2 separate regions of the Mus musculus genome follow, and region 2 is linked to region 1. The links are chromatin loops, found by intact Hi-C in ENCODE. Cell type or tissue: left cerebral cortex. All regions are shown on one strand. Each heading gives the region's core, and the rest is flanking DNA. Links, peaks and the distances in the headings are about the cores only. Region 1 holds the start of Kpna4 (karyopherin (importin) alpha 4). Region 2 holds the start of 9630025h16rik (a long non-coding RNA gene).

What was found. Hi-C counts contacts between places; a loop is a spot of excess contacts. Peaks named below come from ENCODE experiments on the same cell type or tissue, not always from the same donor. Only the 100,000 strongest peaks of a DNase experiment are listed, where the experiment ranks them.
Region 2: a loop joins it to region 1, with 5 times the contacts of the local background. A loop is called at or near these places in 3 of 42 quality-filtered maps.

What each region holds. Positions count from the first base shown.
Region 1 is chr3:69,121,488-69,132,658 of GRCm38, reverse strand. Kpna4 (karyopherin (importin) alpha 4) reads left to right here and starts at 5,567. Exons shown (of 17, transcript NM_008467.4): 1 at 5,567-5,927. The coding sequence starts at 5,859. It overlaps Gm1647 (predicted gene 1647), which reads right to left and starts at 1,426. Exons shown (of 3, transcript NR_126533.1): 1 at 1,234-1,426. In left cerebral cortex, for the core only: a CTCF peak has its summit at 6,713; DNase peaks (open chromatin) are centred at 5,525, 6,035 and 6,543; H3K4me3 peaks cover 3,059 bases; H3K27ac peaks cover 2,009 bases.
Region 2 is chr3:69,057,189-69,068,359 of GRCm38, reverse strand. 9630025h16rik (a long non-coding RNA gene) reads right to left here and starts at 7,498. Exons shown (of 2, transcript XR_867356.3): 1 at 7,292-7,498; 2 at 3,110-3,440. In left cerebral cortex, for the core only: CTCF peaks have their summits at 4,189 (motif pointing right) and 5,112 (motif pointing left); a DNase peak (open chromatin) is centred at 4,188.

The DNA.
Region 1 (11,171 bases), core at 1,883-9,882:
GCATTTAAAAGTGTAACTGAGTGAGAAAAAAAGTTAGATATTTAACAAATTTTTTTTTCTGAAGTCTATTCTAAGGTGATCTGGGGTGACCAAGTTTATGCAGTACACCAGGGGCTCCAGCCCTTTGACTTTGGAGAGTTCAGGATTTTGTGTAACACGGTGACAAAGTATAAATAGAATGCTGGTAAATCCTATGAGGTGTGGATTTCAAGGCTAATTTATGTGCCTTCAAAGTGTTCCGTCTTATATTATTTTTAACTTTTATTTGAGAATTATATGTGTATACAGAGCACCACATGCACCAGGAGTCTATGCTCAGTCATAGGGGCAAAAACTAGCAAATGCCTTAAACTACTTATGTGTGATTTCCAAAGCAGTGACCTGCTACAGGACCCTGGTGTCTTTACTGACACTATTGGAGTTGATCATTCTCAAGAGAATTTTTACCAGGCTGGTTGACTGTTCGTCTTGTTTTGTTTTGTTTTGTTTTTATTCTCAGTTTCAAAACAGAATGTATAAATCAATTGCAAAACATTTCTGAAGATAGGGAGCTATCACATCAACAACAGAGAGAGAGAGAGTCCCTGTTCCTGGTTAAATCTTCAGGGCAAGGCCTGAGAACCATACTTGAAGAAGGAAACCCCAAGGATGGCAGATGGGTTGGGATTTAGGAGCAGAACAGTAATGAAGACATGTCCTCTTCATTTGTCTCAATTGACCAGAAGTGAGTAGCCCTGAGCCTCCAACAAGATAGGAAAGCGGTACATGCCAAGTGCATAAGATTTGTACTAAGAAGAGCAAAGTACACTTAAATAGGCCTGTGGAGCCAATCCTTGTGGAGAAGATACAAAGAGATCACCATTTGAGGAAACTCAAAAGAACAGATGCAGAAATAAGTGCAGAAAAACACAACAAAAATCCATCCAGCAATACCAAACTGGTTTATACTAAGTTGGAGATTTCAGTCCTCACAGCATGGTTTGTCTACATTTTTTTTTTTGAGTTAGAGATGTGTAACCATGGTGTGCCTATACATTATTTTGCATGGCACATGAGCCATCACCATGGTGTGTCGCCCTTAGTTAATTGTTTGTTGTTGTTAAGATTGAAACAATCTTTAAAATGGTTGTCATGCCAGATCTTGTAGATCTCAGAGTTGCCCCGGGAGGCAGGACCCCTGCTTTTATTCAGGAGTTCAGACTTTCTAAAACAGAAAACATGGAAAGGACTTACCAACACGGCATTTATGCTCCTAGGGGATTCTGATGGACTTGTGCTTTGAGCAGCTTTCTCGCCTACTTTTCAGCGCTAGAATTGAGAGGTCCACCTGAGCTACTACATTCAAAGACAGAGTGACTGCTGGTTCATCTACCAGGAGTGTGGTGTTCAGAGCTAAACAGGCCCAGAATCAGCACTTAGTAGTGGTGTGAGGCTTGGCAGACTTCTTAGGCACACTAAACCTTAGGCTTCTCATACAGAAAGTGGAAGTAATACCTCCCTTCAAAGTGCACCATGAGTGCACACATTCATGTCTTTCCCAGGTGGCTCTGATACCAGGATTGGTTCAGATGCCTGCTCTAACATTCATTGTTTGACTTCAATCAATTCCTGCACCTCTCTTCCGTTCAATCTTATATTTGTAAAGTGAATACAATTATTTTATAGGATCGTTGTAAGAAGTCAATGCATTTATAAAGCTAGGTGTGGTGACTTACTCCGACAATCTAAGCACTAGAGAGGTGGAGGCAGGAGAATTAAGAACGCAAGGCTACTCTTGGCTATACAGCAAGCCAGAGGCCAGCTTAATCTAGCCTGAGGGACCCTAAACAGAGGGTTAGAAGGCTGTCTTATAAAGACATGGGGTGGGGAGGGGGGAATAATCCTAGCACTTGGGAATGTGAAACAAGATTACAAATTACAGGCAAACCTTAGTTACATAGTAAGAACCTGTCTTTAAAAAAAAAAAAAACAAAAACAAACAAACCTGTCATATTGTATTGGATTAGTGCTATAAGAGTAAACACACAAATAATAATAAAATATCTCACATAAACAAATTACCCAGACCTAGATTGTAGAAACTCAGTATCTGGTAACATTGTTATTATGATTATAGAAACCTTTGCAACCTACTGTCTTTTAAAAAGTTTTAAAAATCAGGGCAGGGAACTTGTCTGAAGTGGGAGGGTATTAGGATGAGGGTTGAGCCTAATTCAATTCAATGTTTCCCTTTGATTAAATAGTCGAAACTAATTTTGAGAAATAAACGACCCTGGTGTGGAGGAGTATACAAGCAATGGGCAGCACTGGAGAAGCAGAAGCAGGGGAACCAGGAGTTCAAGTCCAGTTTTGTCTCCATAAAAAGATGGAGGTCAGTCCGGACTGCATGCAATGCAATGCTAGGTCAACAAACAAACAAAAACCTAGGTGTTTGTCCTCCCTCAATTGAATTAACATCAATTTCAAAATAAATAGTCATTTTCTTCAGACGCCCCAAGCCATAAGTTAGAAGCTTCTGAGAATAAAAAGACACGAAGTCCCCCATGCCTGGTCAACCCACTCCTAATCCCCCTCACACACCCTGAGAAAATACAAGATGCTACTGTATTAACCCAATTTCTGTTACTGTAACAAAATATTTTAGTCTGGCTACTTCCTAAAGTAAAGAGATCTCATAGTTTTGGAGCTCTTCAAATAGCACTATAGTGACTCTGGTAAGCTTCCCTCCCCTCTATGGCAGATAGGATCATGGAGATGTGAGAGGAAGATCTTGTAATTAGACAGGCAATCAAACAAGATCGGGTAGCCAGGCTTGTCCTTTTTTATAACTCTCTCTTGTGAGGTATCAAAGGGTCTCACAAGAACTCTCTTCATCCTTTCTTAGGAAAATTCCTCTAAGACAGGTAACCAAGGTTCAATACATGAACATTTGACATAGTATACACAAACTATAGTGACTGGCTATGATTCAATATTTTTCTCTCCTGAATCAGCCCAACTGTAACAAACACAAATTATATTTTAGAAAGATCTAGCAATGTATAAAACTCCTTCTTTCCTTTACTTAATAATACTATGTGCCATTCTCATTTTGATCACATAATCACAAACCCTTAAGACAAAAAATCCTCCTCTCTCTCCCTCCCTCTCTCCATCCTTACACCAAAATGTTCTTATCCTAAATCCACCCTTCCTTTGTTTCATTTTATTTTTGAGACAGGTTCTAGCTCTGTAGCCTAGTCTCACATAGAATTCAGACTCATATTTCCAAGTGCTGACATTACAGGCACGGTTTGCCACATTTAGATCTCATGGATTTGCTTTAGGACACAGTGTCTCTCAGTGTATCTGGACTGGCTTCAGAATTCTGAAGCTTACTGCCCAAGTTCCATAAGTCTGGGATTGTAGAATACACAACTATAACTGGCTTAGTCATATTTTAAAATATACTAGTGCTCTGGGATTGTAGAATACACAACTATAACTGGCTTAGTCATATTTTAAAATATACTAGTGCTCTAGCGTGTAAATTCAGTATCACCTCAACTAAATCAATCTTTGGAGAATAAAACTATATGAGGGAGAGAGTCTCCAAGTATGGGAACCTGAGTTGGTTCCCCAGCAAAGCCAGTGCAGGTGTGTATGCCTGAGATCCCAGCACTGGGAGGAGGTGGTAAGCAGACAAGGCAGCAAGCACATCTTCGATGGTGAGCTTTTGATTCAGTGAGAAACCTTGTCTCGGGCCATAAGGTGGAGCGCAATAACAATGTAGGATATCTTGTTTTGTCCTCATTTGCACAAAGATGTGTATACCTGAATATGCCGACATGCCACACACACATAATGAACTTCATCTGAATTTTAAGTTCTGAATTCAACTTACATTCAAGTTAACCCTCAGTGTGAATTACTTCCAAAATGCTTGTTCGCCAAGCCCAGCAGAAAGTATACAAAATACCAAAGACTTATTTGGAAGGCATTACTTTGTATCTAAAGGGTTGTTCCCACCATTCCATTATAAGTTATCTTCAAGAGGCTCCTATCCTGCAGTTCTCTTTATCCCCCATTCCCAAAAGAACTCAATCCTTTATCTTGTTGAACCCATTGTCTTTGTATTATACCTTACAAAAGCATCCTCCTTTGACTTTATATAAGGGGTTTATAAAATATTCGCATCCTAAACATTCATTTCTGCATGTGGTTCTGCCCAAACAAAATATACCAGAAAGAACCAGAAGCCAAATGTTCCCAAAGGGTTTTGTAATAGAGTTTTTTGCCAAGTTCAGACACATTTAGCTTTCCTCTTCCTTCTGACTCTGAACTGCCACTGCTTCACAAAAACCACACAATTTGGGGAACTAATAATTGATAAATGAACACACACATTTGTTTGTTTTTAGACAGGGTATTATGATGTAGCTCAGCTGGCCTCAAACTCATCTCCACCTGCCTTTGCTAGATTTAACGTGTGGATCACTATGCTCAGCTTAAATATAGTTTTGAAAACATGTCCTCACTCTCTTTTCTGAGCCTAGGGCCTCCAGCATAATTAGCTTCTTCCAATGAGTTGTATTTCTATTATTATTATTATTATTATTATTATTATTATTATTAATTTATCTTGAGATGAACCCGCAAGAGAAGAGGGGAAGTGTCACTAAACTGCTCGAAGTGGCTTTGGACTCTTGCTCTGGCTGGCCTTGCTCTTGGGCTACTTTAACAGCTCCTCCTCTTGCCCAGTAGCTACGATTACAAACCGAGTCACCGGCCCGGAGCGATTCTGAAAAATTTGAGAGGCTCTTTTGTACCTGTTTTACATCCGCCTTTGGTTACAATGTTCCTGGTTAAGAGGTTTCTTTGGGATTAACTTCCTTTATCAAGAGTCACAATGTTGCATTTGCTATGTCATGGCTCATAGTCGTCATTCTCTATAAATTAATACTTTGTGATCAAGCAGTTTAATTTCCCAAGAGAAACTGCTCAAAATGGGGGTATTAGGGAAGGACCAATTTTTCTCAAGTTTCTACCTGTTGCGAACCTTCTACCTTCCTTTTCCTACCGGGTCCCTCTAGCTTTCCCTTCAGTTTTCAGAATGCACATCACCGTAGTCAGTCCTAGCCACGATGCCGGGTCCTAGGTTGGTTCGCAGTTCCCAGAACAGGACTCAGGGTTTAGGACTTCACATGTAGCTTAGACACACCTCTTTGCCTTCCAAAGTGAATGAAGCGCTCAAGTAACACCGGGGGAGAAAAGAACGAAGTTCAGAACCCCAACATCTAAAGCCACCCCGGGAATCATCCCACCATAACCAGGACCACTACACCCTGCCCATCCCCGCCCGCTCCCGGATCTGCTGCTCTTCGGCTGCCTCGGGTTTCTCCCTCCGCGCGTGACCCCTCCCCTCCCAAGCTCCTGCGCCCCGTCCCTTTCCTGCCCCAGACTCTCCCTTCCCCTTTCCTTTCGCTCTTCCGTCCCCCGCTCTCCATCGTCCCTTTTGATTGGCTAAGCACTCCGGAGCCCGGCCGGCCAATCGGCGGACCGGGTTGGCGGCGATGGGCGTGGCCGTAAAGCCGGGCCCTCAGATCGAGGCTGCCTCCCCCTCTCAGCCGGCAGCACATTCCGCCGCCGTTGCCGCCGCCGCCGCTGGCCCCGCAGTCGTCTTCGCCAGAGCTGCTGTGGTACCCGAGCTCAGGGCAGGAGAGGCCAGCCAGGAAGCGGAGGCCCGGCGGGCGAGAGGAAGCGAGCGGACGGGCGGGCGACGCAGGCGGCGGCCGGCTTCCTGGGAGCGTCTGTGCGGCGCGGTGGTTGGGGCGGATCCCGCGGGGCCCGGGCGGGTGGGGAGAGTCGCCGGCCCGGCCATGGCGGACAACGAGAAATTGGACAACCAACGGCTCAAGAATTTTAAGAACAAAGGCCGTGACTTGGAGGTACAGTGGGGTCCGCGGCCTCCGGCCCCCGGCGGGACGCGGGGTGCGTACGGAGTCGGGCGGGCGCGGCGGCCGGCATGGCGCTGGGCGGGCGGGCGAGCGGCCGTGACGCGGGCGCCGCGCCGGGAAGTTTGTGCCGGGCCTGCTCCGCCTCCGCCGGCGACAGCGCCGGGGCCCGCCGGGTGCGGCCTAGGCCTGTCCTGTCGAGCCGGCCAGACACGGGTGAGGGCGGCGGGCATATCAGCCGCGGCGGAGGCCCCGCAGCGGCGGAAGCTCAGGCTCTGCTCGAGCCCCCGACGCCAAGCGTCGCGGGTGGAGGGCGATGGGGGAGCGAGCGGCGACCTCGGAACTTCTCCGGGCCCGAGACGCCTCCACATGCAGGTTTTCCTAATCGCCCCGACTCTGGTTTTACTTCAATGTCCAAACTACAGGAGTCAACTTCTCCGCTGGAGAAAAAGAAAGAAAGAAAGAAAGAAAGAAAGAAAAAAAAGCCACCCCCGCCGCGAGAGGCGGTCCTGGTGATGCTAAGCAGTGCCTTCCAGCGGCCTGGGTTTCAGTTTGGTCCTAGCTGATTCAAAGATGTGGCTCACGATGTGTCCCTTTCCAGTCAAAAGATCACCTGCCTCCACCGCCTTATTTGAGCTTGTCCACAGATCTTTTTACTCCTCTCTGAGAAGAGACCACCAGTTTGCATTCTTACATAGAAAAGTCCAAAGGGTTATACAAAGCTGTCATCCCCTAGTCTTCTCGGTATCCTTTCTCTCCACCTCCTGGTGGTGGTGGCAGTGAGGAATCCGGTAGGCTATGGACTGACACCATCACGTATTATTTTAAAGGGGGGAAGAAGGCTTCGTTGTCATAGACACAGTTGCTTCCAAGGTTCGATGTATTAAGCACACAGTTTCTTTCCATTGTGACTTTTTTTTTTAATATAGGGAATTTAAAAAAAAAGTCAAGCTTTTAGCTTCTTATCCCCTTTTATGTTCTGGTAACTTCTTCAGACTGCTGTGGTCGGTTCCTGAATTTGAGCATTTTCGGGATAGAGATGGCAACTTTTGTTGACTTTTCCCAATGCCAGTCAGTCTTTTAATGTAGTTTATCCTCTTTTAGCTTATTGCAGTCGTTAGAAGAACTGTATGTCCCAGGGTGTGTGTTGCTATTTAGAGATTGTTTGAAAGTTAAGGATGCTTATCTTTGTGATCATTTTTTATAGTGGAAGAAATTTAAAAAAAAAAATTTTTTTTTAGATTTGTGTATAGGGGTGTTTTGTCTGGATGTGTGTGTATGTGCATCATGTGTGTGCCCTGTGGCCAGGGAGCCCATCCTTTGGAAGTGGAGTTGCTTCCAGCTGGGAGCTGCCATGTGAGTGCTTAGAACTGAACCATTTCTTCAGCTCCCAAATTTAATCTCTTTATTGGAGTAATTTACATGTAACAAAAGCCAACTTTTTAAATGTATAGTTCATAGTTGTCATTAAATTTACTTGTTGAAAAATACCTATTTATTTTTACTAATATGAATATCTAGAATGGGAAAAATCACAAGTTAGGGAATATAAATTTGATAAATACTCCAAAGTTAGAAATTTTAGAAAAACATCAGGTAACCAAACAATCTCTAATTTTTTTTTGCTACCAATTTTTAACAGGTTCCTTGAAATGTGATTCATATACTATATAATTCACCCATATAAAGTGGTTTGTAATGTGTTTAAATGGTTGCACAATCAGCACCTAAGTCAAATCTTAGAATATTTTCTACTCTTTGAAGAACTCCTGATATATGTCATTAGCAATGATTCTCTTTCTCAGCTACTCCAACCCAAAGCAATGTTTGTTTTGATTGCCTATTCTGAGTGCTTCATGTAAATGGAATGTACATTTTAGGATACTTTGTGGCTACCTGACTTGAAGATTCATCCATGCTGTAACAAGAACGTTTCTTTCTTAGGTCTGACTAATATTGTTGCATATAGTTATAGCACATTGTGTTTATGTGTTTATCTTCATAGAACCATGGTTAACCCTTGTTATCGGTCACATCTTATTGCTATAAGCATTTATGTACACATTCTTGTGTAACAGTCTTACTTCTTTTGGCTACAAACCTAGAATGCTAGGTAATACTGGAACTTTGCATCTAACTTTTTATAGGGTTGCCAGACTTACTTTCTCCCTTTCCACCCCTCTTGTTCTTTTCTTTTGGACAAGGTCTCATTATGTACTTGTAGCCTAGGAGAGCCTTGCACTCTCAACCTCTCTCCCTCATCCTCCTGAACACTATCTTTTACTGGCATTATCCCTGCTTCCCTCTCTCTAGTTGTGGGATTGCAAGCATGTGCCACCACCCTGTTTTAAGTTATCTTAAAAACAAAAAACAAACAAAAATGTAATTTACCCTTACTCTGTATTTCTTGCCACTATAGACTAATAAATTAATACTGAATCAACCTGGCTACTATGATAGGTGATTTTAAATTATCTATAAATGCATATTAGATGTATTTTGAGATCATATCTGTAGCCACTACTAATGACTGAATTCATGTAGGTGCATTGGAAATTAGAATATTTTAATTTTCTATCTATAAATATAACATGACTAAATAAAAATTATCTTATTTCTGTGACTTACTCAAGATCACATAAGTGGGTCTTGTTCAGTGGTAAATCATAGTATGTAGGATGCCTTGGGTTTGATCCCCAATACCACAAAAGAAAACAAAAGCTTCTAAAGATGATGAGTACTTGTAATAAGACAGAAGCATCTTGTATTACTTCTAGGCAGTCTATTTGTCACTTATATGCCTGAATCTTTCCAAAGCCTGTTAGTACATTTTCTTCCCCTTCAGATAGCTAACTGCATTGGGTTATGTATGTAATATGTATGTATACATATATGCATATACATTTTATATATATACACACACATTATATAACATGATATAGTTACTGCATTGTGTTACATATGTAATGTATGTGAAATGTAACAGATAATAAAATACTGCTTTTTTTGAGTCTTAATATTTACGTTTTGGAGGAGGCAGTTCTATTGCTGTACAGCGAGAGTTAGCCTAGTATATCCTAAAGGCCATTTTAACATTTAATCCAGCTTTAAAAATGAAATATTTCACATGACATGATTCCTTTCTTACTAACTTTTCAAAGTCCAGTTTGTATTTTACCATTAGGTTATTTCTCTGTTTAGCCCAGTTCTCTTCTAGGTGAGTAATGGTGTCGTGTGGATGGTCGCTACCTTATTAGACAGCAAATGTGTAAATATTACAGCTGCATGTAGAGTTAGGTAACTGTAACATGTGGGGAAGAGGTTGGTTAAAATGAGGACAAAATCTGCCAGTTTAATTTCATTTTACCTGATCTCTAACTTTGAGTATGACCTGGAAGAATCGTTTAAGTCTTAGGATTCTTTTCATCTACAAAGATGACAGTGCACAACATCTGCTTTATGAATGCTGTGGCCATTAGTAGGTTAGTGAGATGCCTGACAACTCAATATAATTTATCTTTTTTATTGGGGAGAGAGGACTCTTAATAGGATTCAGTATGATTGAATCTCTTGCTTCCGTATTTGCTGTTAGCTGTGTGTGTGGTTTTTCCTGTGTGTTTGTTTGTTTGTTTGTTTCTGTGTGTATATGTATAAAACTTTGCACATAAAAGAGTCAATGAATTGCCTATTAGAGGGCAATTGGGCACAATGATGTGACCGTTCTGAAGTCATAATTTTATGATTCTAGATTTCTATTTAATATTCATTAGTACTTTTCAGTCTATCAATCCAACTTCAAAAAATAGTCATGGTTTTTTTTTTTTTATTTTGAAAGACAGAAGTCAAAGGAAGTGTTTGTGAATATTTATCTGAAATATTGTTTAAGGAGTTACCAGATAATGTTCATCAAAGTTTGGCTTCTTCCCTGTAGTGTGGTAGAGGATTGTCCAGTGCTAATTTGAAGGCACTAACATAAAAAAGGTCATATAGTACAACATAGGAAATGGTAGTAACCAAATTGCCAATGAGATTTGTCAGGAGTAAGCAAAGCAAATTAAGATCATCTGTTTCTAAGTTTGGTAGGAGAGACGGATTCTTTTGTAGCATTCTAGTAAACTTTCAAAGGTTTTATAAAAACATTCTAAAAGTTTGCTGGTTCAAATAGAATGTAAAATATATTAGAAAGTAATTAGGTCTTGTGAAAACAACTTATGCTAAGTATGAGTATTAAAATACCACATAATTTTGAGTATAAAATATGAAGTCAGGTTGGACAGGTTTAATAAAGGTGCTGTGCTGTTTTGTGTTTGGGAACCAGCTTTGTTGGCTCAAAGTGAAAAACATTGCTAAGCTAGTAAGTCTTATAACTTTAGAGACTGACCTCTCTCACCACAAATCTTGGAACATACTTACTGTGCTTAAAATAACTACTGTCTAATTCTTCAAATAATAGCTCATGCGTGAGACAATATGAGACCTCTGAGAGAAATAGTACTGGGATTTAAATTATTGTTTTAGCTTCCTATCAGCTTTTCTAGTTTTTAAGACATCTGACTTCAGAATTGCTTCATTGATAATTTTCACAGTTTACTAGTATGCCAAATGAATATGCACTGTTGGGAAGAATGTATGAGTAGTTTTGAAAGAATGAAACAGCTTTAGGAAAAATGCATATGTGGATACTTGTTTTGGTTTAGTTTTGGGGGGCAGTTGAGCCCAAGTTCTTGTGCTTTCTAATATAATCATTTCCTTTTGGGTGTTTTTTATTTTTAGACAGGATCTCACAGTGTAGCCCTAGCTAACCTGGAATTTGTTGTATAGATCAAACTGGCCTTGAACCCACAGAGATCTGCCTGCCTCTACCTTTGAAGTGCTAGGATTAAGGACATTCCTCACTACCACTACACCCTTAATATAGTTGTTTGGGTTTTTTGTTTTGATGGGGTTTTTTTTTTTAGCATTTTTATTTTATGTGTATGGATATTTTGCCTGCATGTATGTCTGTGTAGTGCATGTGTGCCTGTTGTTTGCTGGGGCTAGAGGACAGTGTCATATTCCCTGGATCTGGGTTTAAAAGTGGTTATAAGCCATCATGAGGGTCCTGGAAAAGCAACTAATGCCTTTAGTTGTTGAGCCATCTCTCCAGCTCCATGGATAGCTATTCCTGACAGAGGTTGTTGGTTACTAAAATATTTTCAGTGTTTTCTGGGGTAGTGGACATTTACTTGAGGCCTATAC
Region 2 (11,171 bases), core at 1,156-9,155, 64 kb after region 1:
TGGGAGACATACAACAGCAGTAGCAAATGAACTCTTGACTATAGTTGCTAATTTTACCCAATGTTTCCTCCAATCTGCTTTTTACTCTAATTTGAAACAACTATTTGGAATAGCTAATAATCTACATGTTTTTATGGTAAACTCAATCTGGTTATTTGCCTTCCAGATAATCCCCTCAGTGTCCCTCTCCATTCCTCGAAGCCCTTTCTCATTAGTATATACCTGCCTTTTTATCGTGTGTGTGAGTGTGTGTGCTAGCATGCTAAACACCACTGAGCTACATCCCCAGCCTGCCTTTTTATTGTTTAAGCATACCGTAATACTAACTCTCTGACTTAAGAGTGTCTTTTTCCAAAGAAATGTGGAAACTTTCCATAATCTGACTCATAATTGATGGGATGTTCTAGATAACCTCTCCCACAGTATTAAGGGTTTTATCTCTGGTCAACCCTGCATGAAACACAGCTATCAGGTATTCTGAATAGCTTCTACCTCTAGCCATTTCCCCTTAGGTTTGCCAATGTGCTGCCTTTGTAAACAGGTGAAGTCTTCAACAAATCTAGTACCTCCCAGTACTGCAGGTGTAACTGCTGCAGTTCTGCCACATCTGTATTCCCATTGCTGGCCTACTGCTCTTTAACACAGTGCTGCCTCTGGCCATCTTAAACATTTAACCTGAGGCATTATATATGTAATAGAGCTGGTACAGAAATAACTTTGATTCTCCATTGAACTAGTGGAGGATTGTTATCTAAATAGTAGCTTTGTTCTGATCTGAATCCACTGTGGCTAGAGGTGCTAAGAGTACTGCAAACTTTGTCTTATCACTATTCCTGTAGTCCTTGTGTCCCCTGGAAGCAGGGAGTAAGGGAGAACTTATCTCATTTGTATCCTGGTTTTTCTCAACTCTTGTCCCTTGAATATTTTAAACCTATGACCTTCAGGAAGTCAGGAATATAGCTAAGGCTATCTCCCATCCTTGCCATCCCCATTAACGCTCATTTTGCAATACGTGTTTTGTGTTGATGGTGATTTTTTCAGTCTGTAGTGTCTGTTCACTCATTGCTTTCACACCTGCGTTTCTTGTCTTTCTCCTGCTAGATTGTAAGCTCCTTAAGGGCAAGGTCAGCATATCAGCAACGCTCTGTAAACATGAACGTGCCTGAATTCTGTGGGCACTCAATAAAAGTGTGTGATAATGATGCAACTTCTCACATGACTACCTAAAAGTCTTTTCAACTTGAATTTTTAAAATTTCCCTCACTACTTCAAATCTAGGGCCTTTCTGTAGGAAGGAGAGAAACATTACTCCTTCATAGAGGAAAGCTTGTTCCTTTTCTCCACGTCCAATCTGGATGTCTGGCATCCACAGGATATCGATTTGGGTCCTCATGTGTTTTACAAATACCAGTTTATATACTCTGAAGCAGAACCTGTGTCTTCTAAGATTAATAGTATAGCTCTTTTGAAGTGTTATTTATTGAAATAATTTTCAATTGTCATAGATTATGCACAAAGAACCCAAATCATAAAGGTGAGTAATGATTTACTATGAAACTGGTTGATGGTGCTGATTGACCACATAATTACAAGTTTGTCTGGACAGGTGATCAACATGACCCTGACCTCTGCCTCTATAGCCACTTAAATATACCACCTCTTTGGGGCGTGGGGGGGGGGGGTCCCAGGTTTGTTTTTTTGTTTTTTAGAAAAGGTCTTGCTTTATGACCCAGAATGGTCTCAAATCCAAAATCTTCCTTCACCTCCCAAGTGTTAGGATTACAGGTGTGCTCTGTCATACCCAGCCTTTACTGTACACTTCTACAAGATCTTTATAAAAGCTCTCATACTCTAGCACAGGTTTTAGAAGAAGAAAAACATAACATTGTTGTACTTAAGTGATTAGAGCACTGCTTAATATACACAAGGCCCTAGATTCAGTGCCCACAAGTAGGAAGTAAGTCTTACAGAATTTCTTTTGACTATGCAAACCTTTAAGTCCAGCAGATTAAATCCAAGTAGAGGCAGGCAGATTTCTAATTTGAAGGTCAGTCTGGTCTGTAGGCTGAGTTCTTGGACAGCCAGAACTACAAAATGAGATCCTTTCTCAAGGATAAGGTGAGGAGGTGGGGTTTATATATTGCTGATAATAGTAAGAATCATGTAGCTATTGACAAGGACATAAAATATTCTTGGGGGGGGATTCTTTCGTTACTTATTTGCTTCTTTGGGGTACAAAGCAATCCTGGGGCTTTCCACTCGCTAACAAGTGCTCTATCACTTAACTAACCGCATCCTCAGCCCTTCACATACTCTTTAAATGAGTGACTATATGAGGGAGGAAAGGATAGATCCCAGAAGTGGAGAGAGTCAGAAAGTCTCCAAGGAAAGTGAGGACTAAACACAGCAAGAATATTGAGAAGGAGCCAGGCTGAGCAACACAAGGGTTTTGGAGGTGTGGTTTGGGAATCTTAAGGAATATCTTCACTTTGGTTCTTTAAGTAAATTTGTCAATTTGGTTGTGAGATAAGACTGAAGACAAGAACACTGGGGAAGCTTTTAGAGCAGTTGGTCATTAAGAGTTTGCCTGAGTATAGCATTGTGAAGTTGAAATAATGAAATGGGGTGACCTACAACACATGGGGTCTTGGGGAGGTCAGCAAGTTTTATCTCAAAGTTCCAGATCCAGTTTGTCCTGTTGTGTGGTGCCATGTCAACATTTTTCTTTATAAGCTGGTTCAGTATTAAGCCTTATCCTAGCTCTAAAGTGCCACCGCAGAACTGTTTACATGACACTTGGGAGCTCCAGCTGATCATTTTCATCACTGGAACCCAGTGGCCCTTGGAAAGCATCTCCTGTGCTTTCTTAACTTAGAGCAGTTCAAACAAGCCATTTCTGCAGGGTGTCATATAGAAGTGATGAAAGTGTTCAGACTATGTGCAAGGGCTAACTTCATATTCCGAATTAAATTAGAGAACACTTTAAATGCTTCTGTAGAAAATCAGTGAAATCTCAATGTATAAACTCAACTAGAAAACAAGTTTAAAATTACCCACACATTGCAGACAACTTCATAGGGAAAAAAACATAAGCAGAAAATCTTTCATGTATTGTAGAAGATGTTCAGCATCTTTAATCACAAGAAATATGTCCAAAAATGTTTCGATACTCTTGTCATTGAAGTGGCTTGCTGCTAAGGATGCCTAATGGGATACTACATTCAACTTGTTTGAAAGTATTGCAGTGTCTAGGGATGTTATATGTGCACTTTACTTTGCAATCAAACAGTCCCACCCCTACATAGTTGCTCAAGTGAAGTGAGGACTTTAGCCACATAAAAGGCCTGTACTTGAATACTTGGAGCTTTGTTATCCACAGTTGGTCCAAACTGGAATCAGTTCATTCGATTGGTGCATCAATGTAACAGACTAGCACTCTCCTGCAAGAAGAAAGGGATACAAGGTAGGACATGAGTGCACTTCAGGAAAGGTTGTGCAGACTGTAGGAAGTCAGGTCCAAACTGAAAAGCACTGAGCAGCAGGTGTGCAGTGGGGAGGCCCATACGGACCTTGAGGGAGAGTGGACAGAATTTCCTTGTAAAATTCATAGAATTACATCTAAAAAGTGAGGAGTTGATTGTATTATTTGTTGTTGCTTTTCGAGACATGGCTTCACCCAATAGCATGAACTTGCATCACTCTTTTGTCAATCCAGCCCCATCATGTGCTACATTTACAGCACGGTTTATGCTTCGATTTTAAAATGCTGCTGTTGGAAACTGAAGAGCTTAATGGTAGATCACTTGCCATAAGCTTGATATTGGACAGGAAAGTGGGAGGAGTGAACAGAAGTGGAGAAATGGGACTTAAATTAAAGGTTAAACAAGTTTTTGAAAGACATTTAATGTTTAAATAGAAACACGTATTGTGGTGAACAGGGTCATTATATTAGATTTTATGATTTTATTTGGTTTTGATGTTTTTCTTAGACTGGGTTTCTCTATGTTGGCCTGGGACTCACTATGTAGACCAAGTTGGTCTCTACCTTCAAAGCAGTCCTCCTTCCTCTGCTTCCCTACTGCTGGGATTATAAGGCATGCGTCAGTACACAGCAGAAAGCAGTTTTAAGTTTTAGATCCTGCAAGTGTTTTGTATATTTTTTTCTTCCATAGTTATTTTGCCACCACAAGGTGGCAGTATTAAAGGCTTTTAATAGAAGCACATGTTTTACAAACTTGTCTCATGCCATGCTATTTTATTTTGTCTCTATTTTCTAAGGGCTCAATTGAGGATTGAAAATGTGTGAAATATATTTTCATACAATGTATTTTGGGGAAGCCACATAGATATTCTCTTATTTACTAATTGTATCTTTCTCATCTGTTTTGTTGCGTTTGCTTTCATTGAAGAACTACAGCCCATGTGAGGAACAAGAAACAGCATGAAAGGCTGTAACAAGTGGTTCAGCCTTCCTGGCCCACAAGGCTACTTCCAAGCCTGAAATGATTCACCAACACCATCCCATACAGATCAGTGATCGCCAAGGTTTTGTGGTGGTGGTGATTTGATTCCCTGGCTACTCTGAACCCACTGCATAGGCAGGCCTCAAACTCAGAGTTCTACCAAGCCTCTGCCTCCTGTGCTGAGATTAACGTTGTGTGCCAACACCTGGTAGCTTTATTTTTCTATAGATTTTTTGTTTTGTGGTTCTTGGTGGTGGTTTGGTTTGCATTTGGGTTAGGTTAGGTTTGGTTTGGTTTGGTTTGGTTTTTTTCCTGACTTTCCAGAAACTTAGTCTGTAGACCCACCAACCTCTGCCGCCCCAAGTTCTGGAACGAGGCATGCGCCACCACAACCATTTCTCTTTTTAACCTTTAAGCTTCTGAGTTTTACCAACTTTAGATATTATGCTTTAACTGTAACATGAAAGACAGAGGACTTAAAATTTGAGCTCATTAAAATTTGAGTATTAAAAAATACTTTCCGGGCTAGAGAGATGGTTCAGCAGTTTAGAGGACTAACTGCTCTTTCAGAGATTGAGTTCAATTCCCAGCAACCATGCGGTGGTCCACAGCATCTATAATGAGATCTGATGCCCTCTTCTGGTGTGTCTGAAGACAGCAACAGTGGATTCACATACATAAATAAACCTTTAAAAAAATATATTTTCTACTCTCTTTCTTAGAATGTTTACCAAGGTATTTTTAAGAGTTTTATTGGTTCCCTTTTTCTTTTGGGGGTTGCAGGGAGTTCAGGATCAAACCGAGGGTCTTAGACATGCTAGGCCAACATTGAACAATGAACTATCCCCAGTCCTGTACTCTATATGTAATCCTTTCTGTCTATTGTTTCTGTTTTCTTTATCTCTGAACTCTTGGGTTTATAAACAGATATCATTTCCTCATCACACTTCCCTTTTTCTATCTCACTTGAGACTTCACAAGAGTTACTATAACTAGTGTGGATTCATTCTGTTTGGCTGGCATGTGTTTTTATAGATTTTGGCAATATTCTGGGGCCTTTTTTCTTTGATAATGTTTTCTCTCTTTGGAACATAAAGGCTGAAATTTTTCCTTCTGTGTAGTGTTAGAGATCAAACCCAGGTAACTCATGAATGCTGGGAGACACTACTCTGCACAACATCCCTGCCTCCCACCCTCTACCTCCAGCATTCTTAGAGACTTCCACATTTACACCATCTACTTAGCCTTCTACTGATCTCTTTTGCATGTCAGTAATTATAAATGTAAATGGGACACTGTTATACTGGAAGATGTCAGCTTGAATTTTGATACCAGAGAAAACAGTGCCTAACTTCAAAGGATAGACTACTCTTACTAGTAGCTAATATGGCTGCTGACTTTAAAGCCAGAACTCATTTACCATTCCAAAGATCCTAGGGCCCTTAACAGTTAAATCTATACTGCCTGTGTTTATGTTTTATAAGCAGAAAAACAATGACTAAATGACAGCATCTATCTATGACATGGTTTCTTTTTTGTTGGTTTGTTTTTGTTTTATTTTTGGTTTAGCTAGGTTTGGTTTGGTTTGGTTTGGTTTGGTTTGGTTTGGTTTGGTTTGGGGATTTTTGAGATACCATTTCTCTGTAGCTGTAGCTGTCCCGGAACTCACAATGTAGACCAGGCTGGCCTCGAACTCAAGAGATCTCCCTACCTTTGCCTCCCAAGGTGTGTACCACGACCGATGGGTTTGGTTTGTTGAATATTTTAAACAGTTGAAAATTAATCCTCAGAAAAAAGTCCTTTGAAAATGTGCTTTTTGATAATGTACCTGTCACCAAAGACCTATGTAAACAAAGCTGCCAAGTTCTGCTGGTGCCTGGGGCTTGAACATGGCCCCCTTATTCAGTTATATCTTCACTAGCTTTCTGGTTTTGATTGTTTCCTTTACTGCCTGAGCTTGGATGTCATGGAACTTGGCAGTTTGGACCATATTGGCCTTGAACTCAGAGATTTTCATGCCTCTGTTTCCTTAGTGCTGGATTAAAGGTATGTACCACCATGCCTGGACCTAAACTTTTCTTTAATTCTTTTCACAAGATAGAAGCTTAGCTGGGTGGGATCTTGCCCAGAGGCCCCACTCCCTTTAATGCCACTTAAATCTTTAATCTATTATCTCCCTGAACACAATATTTAGCTCCATACCACTTTCTAGTGCCCCTTTAATCGTTGAACCATATATTTTGTATTTTTCCTTTCTCAGCTTGGAATGTTTGATTAAAATGCTCTTCATGAGAGTAAACCATAATACAGAATCTATTTTAGGCTGTTTTGAGATATCTTTTGCCAATGCAATTAATCTAAATCTCTTCACCTTAGTCTTAGATGGACTGTTCAGACAAGGGCAAAAAGCAGCCACATTCTTCACCAAATTATCATGAGAAAAGTCTTTAGGCAACAAACTAAAAATATTCTCTTAAACTTTGAACCAGGCCCCCACAGTCGAAATCACTGTCAGCACCACTGGCTTCCATGTTCCCACTAGTCTGGCCCGTTAAGTCCAACTTAAGCATTCTAGTGTTTCCTAATCCAAAGTCCCCAATCTGCATTTCTTCAAACAAACATATTCAGGCCTATCAGAACAATACCCAGCCCCTGGTTCCAACTTCTGTCTTACAGTTTTATTGCTATGAAGAGATACCTAGACCATGGCAACTCTTATAAAGGACAACATTTAACATAATTTTTAACATAATTAACATTTATTTTTAACATAATTATGTTAACATTTATGCCTAACATAATTAACATTTAACAGGAAACTGGCTTACAGTTTTAGAGGTTTAGTCCAATATCATCACTGTGGGATGCATGACTGCATCCAGGCAGACTTGGCGCTGGAGAAGGAGCTAGAGTTCTACATCTTGATTCATAGGCAGCAAAAGGGGACTGAGTCAGCACTGAGAGTAGCTTCAGTATATATGAGACTTCAAAGCCAGCCTCAACACTGACACTTCCTCCAACAAGGGCACGCCTACTCTAAGGCCACAACCCCTAATAGTGCCCCAAACACATGAGTCTCTGGGAGTGGACAACCAGTGATGGGTTTAATTTGAAGCCCATACCACGATGGGGAGCATACCGAAGACAGGTTGAGAACAGAAGTACAAATTTAAGTCAGTGTTACCAATGTCTAAATACTTTAATGTATAACAACATTAAAAAAAAAAAAGATTTGTTCTGTCCTACTCCTTTGACTAATATGTTTTGGGTTTTTGTTGGTTTTCTTGGTTTGTTTGGTTTTTTGTTGTTGTTGTTGTTGTTTGGGTTTTTTTTTTTTTTTTTTTTTTTTTTTGGTTTTGGTTTTGGGGGTTTGGTTTGTTTGTTTGGTTGGTTGGTTTTTCAAGACAGGGTTTCTCTGTGCAGCCCTGTCTGTCCTGGAACTCACTTTGTAGTCGAGGCTGGCCTCGAACTCAGAAATCTGCCTGCCTCTGCCTCCCAAGTGCTGGGATTAAAGGCATGTGCCACCACTGCCCGGCGACTAATACGTTTTTTGTGATGCTGTTGCTTCATAACACCCCATAACTGGCATCTTTGTAATCTTCAGGAAGGCTGAGCTCTAATTTAGGGTTCTTCCTCTATAGCAGAAGAGAGAAGTAGTGTAAAAAGAGTCAGTCCCCAACATTTAGCCAACCCTGTACCACTGGGCTTTTCTTCCTTATTCTTCATGGGTCTTATTATATTGTCCCAGCTGGTCTTGGCCTTAGATTTAGGAAGCCTCCCATTACTTAGCCTGTGGAGTAGCTGGGATTATAGAACACACAACTACATCAACATCCACCCTGATTCATATCTGTTACTGCAGTCTTTCCCCTGGCTGTGGATGCCCCAGTGAAGATCATGTGCATACTCTAGAAATGAGCTTAGAATGTCTACAGAAATTAGGGGTCCTACTACATAAAGCATGGCCCAGAAGACAGGACAGGCATTTTCTCAGAGATCTCTTACTCTTGTGCTAAAGTGTGGCTGAAGAAGATCCAGAGTGGACCCCTGTAAGCAAGGATACTGTGTAGAAAGAGGTTCCTCTACTCTAGTTCTTCCTGAAGTTTTCTTTGATGTATGTAGACCACTTTGACTTCACCTTTGCCTTTCATGTTTCCAGTGCATTCACTACCAATATCACCCATTTGAGCAGTATCTATCTGTTTGTCTGTCTGTCCCATCCATCCATCCATCCATCCATCCATCCATCCATCCATCCATCCATCTATATATCTTCTGGTTTTGGTGCTGAGGATTAAATCCAGGACCTCACATATTTAGCAAATAGTCTACCAAGAAGCCACACTTGAGAGTCTTAACTATATATTCAGTGTGTTGTTACTTATTTCCTAAGAGTATGACAGTAGGGGGTTGGTCTGGTGCAGCTACGTTTTCAAATACTAAATACTTGGCCCCTAAGATCTGGTTTCCCTAACCAGGAGACCCTCATGTACATCAAATGATGCTATGTAAACCTTGCCCACCAAGTTATCTCTGGTTGATTAAAAAAAAGATGTCTACAGGGGCCTGGAGAGATGGCTCAGTGGTTAAGAGCACTGACTGCTCTTCCAGAGATCCTGAGTTCATTTCCCAGCAACCACATGGTGGCTCACAACCATCTGTAATGGGATTTGATGCCCTCTTCGGGTTTGTCTGAGGACAGCTACAGTGCACTCATAAATAAATTAAGAAAAAGAAAAAGATGTCTACAGCCTGGGCTGGGAAGAAGAGAAGAGGGTGGCAAAGGTTCCCAGGCTTGGGGTCTAAGTCAAAGACCATGAGGAGAGAGCCAGAGAGAAGGAGGGAAGGTTGCCATGGGGTAGGTAGACTGTGAGCACATGGCTGATAGAGTAGCAGTGGCCTAGGTGGAGCATGGCAAGTTGTATCTCAGGGGTCACCACAGGGAAGCAGAATAGCATAGAGGGTTGATATCTGCCCAGCTCTAATGCTCCAACGCTTATCCTAAATCTAAAGGTCTCTGCGTCCTTTATTTGGGAACTAAATGATCTGATTTGGGGTAGGAATCCTAATAGATATTTAAAGGTAGTAAAGGGGCTGTAGCAAACCCCCAGAATCATTACAACATACGGCCTGCCTGGCTTCCTAGGAAAGGGAGAATGGGTTGGCAAAGGTGCAAAATATCTCAATCACAATTACATTTCATGGAATGTCAGAAGAACAGACGGTGTTCCTAACAGCCATCAGCCTAGCCCCCAGTCCTGAAAAGACTGTAAAAGCACACACTTTTCTCCCACGTTTCTAGTCTAGCCGTCTCTGCGCTTTGGCTGTTCGCAGAATGTGGCTGCCCCTATATAGCAAGACAGCAGTAATCAGTGAAGAGCTGTCACTGCCTCTGCACCTCCCTGGCTCTCAGTGTCACCTCTCAAGACAGTTACTGTCCACTGAAAGATGTTGCTCATTAGACCTAGATGGGGCTCAAAGTTGAAGTGACCCTTCGTGGAAAGCCTTCTATCCTAGACACCGCACTGACCAAGGAAGGCCGTCTCTTGGCTTAGTTCTAAGGGGCTATCTCAGCCTCCTGTCTTGGTGAGTCCTTGCCAGGTCAGTCCCCAGCTAGGAAGTGCTGTCATGTTCTGTCATCTGCCTCTCATCATCAAGAACATTCCCTGTTCCCTCTCAGGTTACCCAGCTTTCCCTTTTCTTCCTACTCACCCGTTCCTCCGTTGTCCTCTTCCACCTCCTCCTCTTCCTCTTCCTCTTCCTCTCCCTCCTCTTTCTCCTTCTGTTCTTCTTCCTCCTCCTCCTCCTCTTCTTCCATCTCTTCCTCTTTTTCCCATCTCCATTTCCTCCTTTCTTCCAGTTCCTTTTCTTCTGATCCTGTGTCTCCCAAGCAATGAAGTCTAGGCCCTGCCCATAGTTCCACTGGGTATGTTAGGAAGACTGTGAATGTAGCAGTAAGAGGCAAGCGAGACCGATACACACATTTAATCCCAGCACTCCGGAGGCAGAGGCAGGTGGTACTCTGTGATTTCAAGGCCAACCTGGTCCTTAAAGTGAGTTCCAGGACATCCAGACTGTCACACTGAGAACTTCGTTTTGAAGAACAAAAACAAAGAAAGAAAGAAGAGGAGGGGGGAGGAAGGGAAGGGAAGGGAAGGGAGGGTAAGGAAGGGGAAGGGGAAAAGAGGGAAACAAAGAGGGAAACAAAGAGGGGAAGGGGAAAGAGGGAAGGGGAAAGGGAAAAAGAAGGGAAAAGGGAAAGGGAAGAAGGGAAGGGAAAAGGAAAAAGAAAGGAAAAGAAAAGGAGAAAGAAAGGAAGAAAGAGAGAAAGAAGGAATACATCACTTGGAACTAGAGAGATGGCTCAGCAGTTGAGAGCTCTTAATTGCTTTTCAAAGGACCAAGTTCAGTACCCAGCAGTAATAGCTACTGGCTTACAATTGCCTGTCCCTTCAGTTGTAGGGATCGGATACCTCTGGCCTCCATAGGCATCTGTAACCTGCGCGCGCGCACACACACACACACACACACACACACACACACACTTTAAAATAATAAAACAAGCCAAGCATTATGGGACACACCCAGCACTTGGGAGACAGCAGTCAATGGATCTTAGTTCAAGGCCAGGCTGGACTACACAGTGAATTACAGGCCAGCCAAGGCTACATAGAAATACCATGTGTCAAAAAAGCAGAACAAAACAAA